2 separate regions of the Homo sapiens genome follow, and region 2 is linked to region 1. A link is a loop called in an ENCODE intact Hi-C map of the cell type or tissue named here. Cell type or tissue: heart left ventricle. All regions are shown on one strand. Each heading gives the region's core, and the rest is flanking DNA. Links, peaks and the distances in the headings are about the cores only.

Region 1 (2,812 bases), core at 307-2,806:
CAAAAAAAAACAGGAAAATGAAGACACCTTGTAGATTATTGTCTGACACTTGCAAGTTAGTAGATTTCCAGTATATGAATACAAATTCAAGATAGTGCTTTTTTTCTTTTTCTGAGTAAACACTGAGAGTATGGCAACTGCCATACACATTTCCCTCTTCCTAGAAAAAGCTTTCCCTGTTCTTGATCACTCCTTACCTCTTACAGTTGGCTTGTGACTTCCTCCCACCCCAGGCTGGACGTTGTTTCATGAAAGTGTTTGGCTTCTCCAATGGGAACATTGGATTCTTGAAGGCCAGGGCTGTGTCCTCCACTTTTGCTGACAGAAGCCAGCCCAGCATAGGCAGCAGTTGCTGGATGAATTCTGAGGACCACTTCTTCAGCTCGGCAGTGACACCAACCTTGTTTTGGTGGTTTTCCTATGATGGCTTGGAAATTAGTGGCAAAATTGGAGTGCGGATTTTTGTGGGTTTTTAAAAACCTTCTGACAGTTTTGGGTTTGATTAATACACCTCTGGAAGTTAGCTGCATTTTATGATTCTTAGGCATGGTGGTCCCCAGTGTTCTTACAGAACCACCTAATTTCCATGGTGTGGTGTGGTGGAAATATCACAAATTTAGAGTCAGGAGAACCAGACATGGAATCCTCTTTACCTGGCTGTGGGCACTGGGCAAAGCACTTGTTTCCTCATTGGTAACATTGCAAGGTTATGGTGGGGATTACAAATGAGATAGGGAAGGCGCCCTACCCAGTGCTTGCAACATCGCCAGAGCTTGCAAAAGATGGACATTATCCTAATTATGACTTGAAAGCCCAAATTGGGATTTATGATCTTCCCTGTTTGACTGCAGAGGAGGTGATGCCTCTGTTTGCCTGGTCGCCAAAATCATTGTCCCTTCCTTCTTGCTGCTGGTGAGACTATGGTTAAAGGACCATCCTTCAGCGCAGTTCTTTGTTACTTATTGAAAAAGGTTGGCATTCTGGCAGAAATGTTAGCATTAGAAATGTTTCTAAGCCAGGCCTGACAGCTTGGGCCTATAATCCAGCGACTTGGGAGGCTGAGGCGGGAAGACCACTTGAAGCCAAGAATTCCAGATAAACCTGGGCAGCATAAGGAGACCTTGTCTCTAAAAAATAAATATGTACATAAAATAAGTAAGAAATAAAAATAGAAATATATTTCTGCTGGTGCATCTTTATGGACTTGCGGGTATATTTAGGGCCATTCATGAAATCATGTGACCTAAGACAAGCTGATTAAATACAACTGAAGATGTCTCAGGCTCAGCTAGATCACACATAGAATGGGCGGGGCGGCGGGGGAGCATAATAGCACTTCCCTGCCAGGGTTGCTGAAGGGCTCAGTGAGGTGGGAGATACAGTGTGCCTGGGATGCAGATAACGTGACTGAGAAATCCACACAGGCCAGCCTGGGAGGCCCCTGTGTTGGCCCCATGGCCAGCTACCTCTCTAATTCTGGTTCTATGGCCTATGATTCTTTGTCAGGTCTGCTTTGTACCCCTGGTAGAACCATGTCTGAGCATGCCAGCCAGCAGGGGGATGCTCTTTGTGTGAGGAGAAGCTGGTCTAATCCCGGATATCCTATAAAGTTGAGCAGTTTGCGAGGGGAGACAGAGGACACGCCTTTAGGACTAATGTGTTTTTCCTTGGCAGAAGTCCAAGGTGAACCTCTGTCTTTGCCAAAGGAACACCGCTTCAGGGCCTGTGACTAGGATGTTCTGAGTGGCTGGGTTGGTCTTGGGAGTGGGAGCCTGGAGCCTTCTCACTTTGGATGCACGCTTGGTCTTGCTCTGCGATGCGCTTGGCAAGTTGCCACAATTCTTATGTCTCTCTCTGCTTCCTCATCTGTGAAATGGGCTTAATAGCACCTAGGGAAGGAAGAACTTGTAGGTGCTGTGTGGATTCATAAATTCACCCTCAGTGAGAGCTTTGAAGATGTGAAATTGTCTCTGGGGACTTGGAGGTGTTCTAAACCTGTTGAACCAGAGACATTGGCATCTTACTGGGTTGCCTGTAGCAGCTGGAGAGTTGGAGGCCTCAGATATTGGGCTGGGTGTTGGGCTTCAGGCAGCTCTTTCCTGGCTCCTGAATGAGTTTTAGTTTTCTCCAAGGAAATCTTGACTTGTCTTAGCTTACACATGGGGGTTTGTATTGGAGTTTTGGTTTGTGTTTTCTCCATATGAAAGAAGGGGTGTGTGAGTGTGTGTGTGTGTGCGCGCTTGTGTGTGTGTGTACCCAGAAATGGTAGGTAACTCTTACTGAGATGAAAGAATTTCAAGGCTTACACAGCCAAGAGAGAGGGCATTCACCCCTTTTTTTCTTCCATTGGTTAAGTTTGTCCCCTAGATCCTTCTCTGAAGTGTGGGAGCTGTACAGCACTACCAGTGAGTTCCTTCTCTGTTTAATTGGAAGGACTTGTTGCAGCTTGGGCGATTATTCTTTTTGGCTTTCTTTTCGATTATTTCCCCACACTTCAGATTCATTTGAAACAAGTTTTCAGCCTTGTTCAGGTGGAAACCTGTTTTCAGTTGTGGGCTCTCCTGACCTCACTGGAAGGGTGAGAAGAGAGGTGAGGACGTGGGGGAGGGACCCCATGCCCTCACTGCTCAAAGTGTGGTCCTCAAACGAGCAGCCGCGGCATCACCTGAGTTCTTATTAGAAATGCAGGGTCTCAGGCCCCACCCCAGACCGACTGAATCAGTCTTTTGCCAAGATGGCCAGGTGATTCACGTGCATTTAGGTTTAAGGAGCACTAGAACATTTTGGATTGTATGTAGTTTTTCTAATAGGA
Region 2 (2,812 bases), core at 170-2,669, 140 kb before region 1:
CAGGGACTGGAAATGATACTTTAGTTGGGTCAAACATTAGACTACACAAGGGTTTTATAGTCAGGTTTGGGATTTGAATGTGTTTACGTAGTCTGTCTGTATTATTTTTCCCTGGCAAGGTGTCTGGTGTTGAGTTCCTTGGGGAACGAGAATGTGGCTCAGGACAGCTCACCATTTGCAAACCAGTTATTAACTTGTAATCCACTCACCGTTTTCAATGTCTCTATTTCCCCACCTCTGTCAGGGCAGTTGGAGAATAAACTGGCTGTGCTGCTTTGCAGGTTGGGAAGAGGGACCTCACATTTGCCAACTGTCACTCCCTACCGTGATCATAACCCCCGTGAGACGCACATTCAGCCACATCTGTGCTGAGTGCATGAGGAGCGGCTCGGGCAGAATCTTTAACTGCTGTCATGGTGGTCAGTGAGAGATGTGGATGTTCATATACCTGTGCGCTTTTGGGAGATTATACACAATAGAGTGGAGAATTGGTTGTTTCCTTGGCCATTGTGGAAGTAACACATGGATCTGTGTTCATTTATTGACTGATTCACTCGTTGATTTATTTATATCTCATTTGTTCACCTCTTCTCTCATGTACTCCTTTATCGACCCCAAATGACTTCTGGGGCAGAAAGTATTGCTCTGTGATCACCCAGCGTTACCCCCTACCTTATTTTTGGACATCCTCAGTTGGGCATTCTAATACAAACATCATTTAAACATCCAAACCCAACATCATTATGCGTAGAGATCTTTGTCAACAAGCTTATGAGATTCATCTGCTTCAACCTTTTATTTACTAAATAGATGGCCGCCCAGGATCAAATGGGCCATCTTTATGCATAGTTACCATTTCTGCAACAAATACGGCTTTTAGTTACATTTTGACTACCGAAAATATACTAGGTACTATACCAAGTATAAGCTGCCGCTTTTTCTTTCTAGCCTGAGCACTTAATTAAGACCTGACAGATTGATTTTTCCATTAGGCCAGAAGGCAGGTGTCGTCTTGAGTAATTCTTGATTTGAATTTCTTATTAAGAGTCTGTTTAGCTCCCCCCCCATCACTGCCACCAAATATGTGTATTTAGCAGAGACTCTCTCTTACCCAACGAGTTTTACACAACGAATTGGTAACAACCAAAATAAAATATCCTAACAATAAAGTACTGTTTCAAAGGTACCAATAAGGAATGTTGCCTTCCTGCTGCAGTGTGCCTGGTATCCCTATAGAAGGCCTGCCCGTGGGTTAATGTGGTCTGGTAGTCTGAAGCCCGTGAAGCCATCATTTCTCATCCTTTTTTTAACCCCTAACACTCCACTATGGACAAATTGACAGAAGACATTGGTATCTGTATAGCCCCTAACTCCTCAGTGGATGATTTGACTTCTTTCATTTTTCTTTTTTCTTTGAGACAAAGTCTTGCTCTGTCGCCCAGGCTGGAGTGCAGTGGTGCGATCTCGGCTCCCTGCAACCTCGCCTCCCGGGTTCAAGAGATTCTCCTGCCTCTGAGACTACAGGCGTGTACCACCACGCCCTGCTAATTTTTGTATTTTTAATAGAGACGGAATTTCAGCATGTTGGCCTGGCTGGTCTTGAACTCCTGACCTCAGGTGATCCACCCACCTCAGCCTCCCAAAGTGCTGAGATTACAGGCCTGAGCCACTGCCTGTAATGATTTGATTTATTTTCTTTCTCTTTTCAATTTCCATCCTCCAAAAATGTTATGGAAATAACTTCCCCAAAATGATTGTCTGCCCGTCCACTGAAATATAAATTCCCACTTACAAATAATTTTTAAGAAAACTCTGTAATTGACATTTAACTCCAGGGATAAAGAGTGTTGCTAATCTCAGCCTGCATCACTGGCCAAGGGTGTAACCAAATCCTCATCCAATGTGGTCATGTGTGTCAGTCACACTGCAACGTGGTAGTTACGGGCAGCGACTCAAGGTCGGCCAACCAGAGACTTTTAACACTTGTTGGGTGACTCAAAGCTTATTAACCTTTCTGATTTACCTTGATCTTCCATAAATGTGTGTGTATGTTTGTGTGGGTTTAAAAGGACAGAATAAAGAACTTACCTCATCAATTTGTTCGGTGGATTAAATGAGATAATCCATGTGGAATGTGACACAGGGTGCCTGGCAAATACAGGAGCTTTATATATGTTAGCTTTTCTGATTATTACTATTGTATCGTTATTGGTTAAAAGTCACATTAAATAGCCAAGGCAGATAACGGATGAGAACTTTGCAAAGATTACGAAAAAACTGAAGGAAGCCTACCTTGTATATGTGGCATGAGCTTTGGAACATCAGGTTAATTACCTTATTGCTGTGTTTTGGGGTTTGTGTTGACTTGCTTTGGTTTTTGTCTGTTTGCTTTTGAATAAGGTCCTAAAATACGGTTTTGCTGGGTTTTTTATTTGCTTCTGAAATTAGTGCAGGTGCAAGTAACAGGAAGTGAAACCTTAAGTGGCCTGAGGGAACCTCATTCAAATGGTGCCAAGCAGGTATAATATACAAGCATTATCACCTTACTGATAATCTGGCATACTGTGGGTATTCACACGTGCCATTCAGATTTCAGAGATGAAGTCATACGGCAGTTTGGCACCAGCTTGCCCAGCTCCTTAGGAAAGGTGAGAGAGAGGAAAGCCCTCATTTTTTGAGACAGTGTTGAAAACACGGTTTTACTTGTCGAGTGGCACAGGATTGCAGTTGTCATTTGGTCACATTGTCTTTGACGTTCCACCTTGGGTGCAAGGAAAATATCTTTAATAAGTGAATTCACACCCTGTTTATA

Evidence for each region. Peaks named below come from ENCODE experiments on the same cell type or tissue, not always from the same donor. Only the 100,000 strongest peaks of a DNase experiment are listed, where the experiment ranks them.
Region 2: it touches region 1 in a loop (2.2-fold over the local background); 2 of 110 quality-filtered maps call a loop at or near these places.

The regions. Positions count from the first base shown.
Region 1 is chr3:71,422,294-71,425,105 of GRCh38, reverse strand. All of the region lies in intron 3 of FOXP1 (forkhead box P1), which reads left to right. Among named protein-coding and RNA genes, the nearest start is that of MIR1284, 120 kb to the left of the region's middle. In heart left ventricle, for the core only: a CTCF peak has its summit at 1,552 (motif pointing right); a DNase peak (open chromatin) is centred at 1,405; H3K27ac peaks cover 673 bases.
Region 2 is chr3:71,563,702-71,566,513 of GRCh38, reverse strand. The region is part of intron 2 of FOXP1 (forkhead box P1); the gene reads left to right. Among named protein-coding and RNA genes, the nearest start is that of FOXP1, 19 kb to the left of the region's middle. In heart left ventricle, for the core only: no CTCF peak of the experiment used is centred there; no DNase peak of the experiment used is centred there.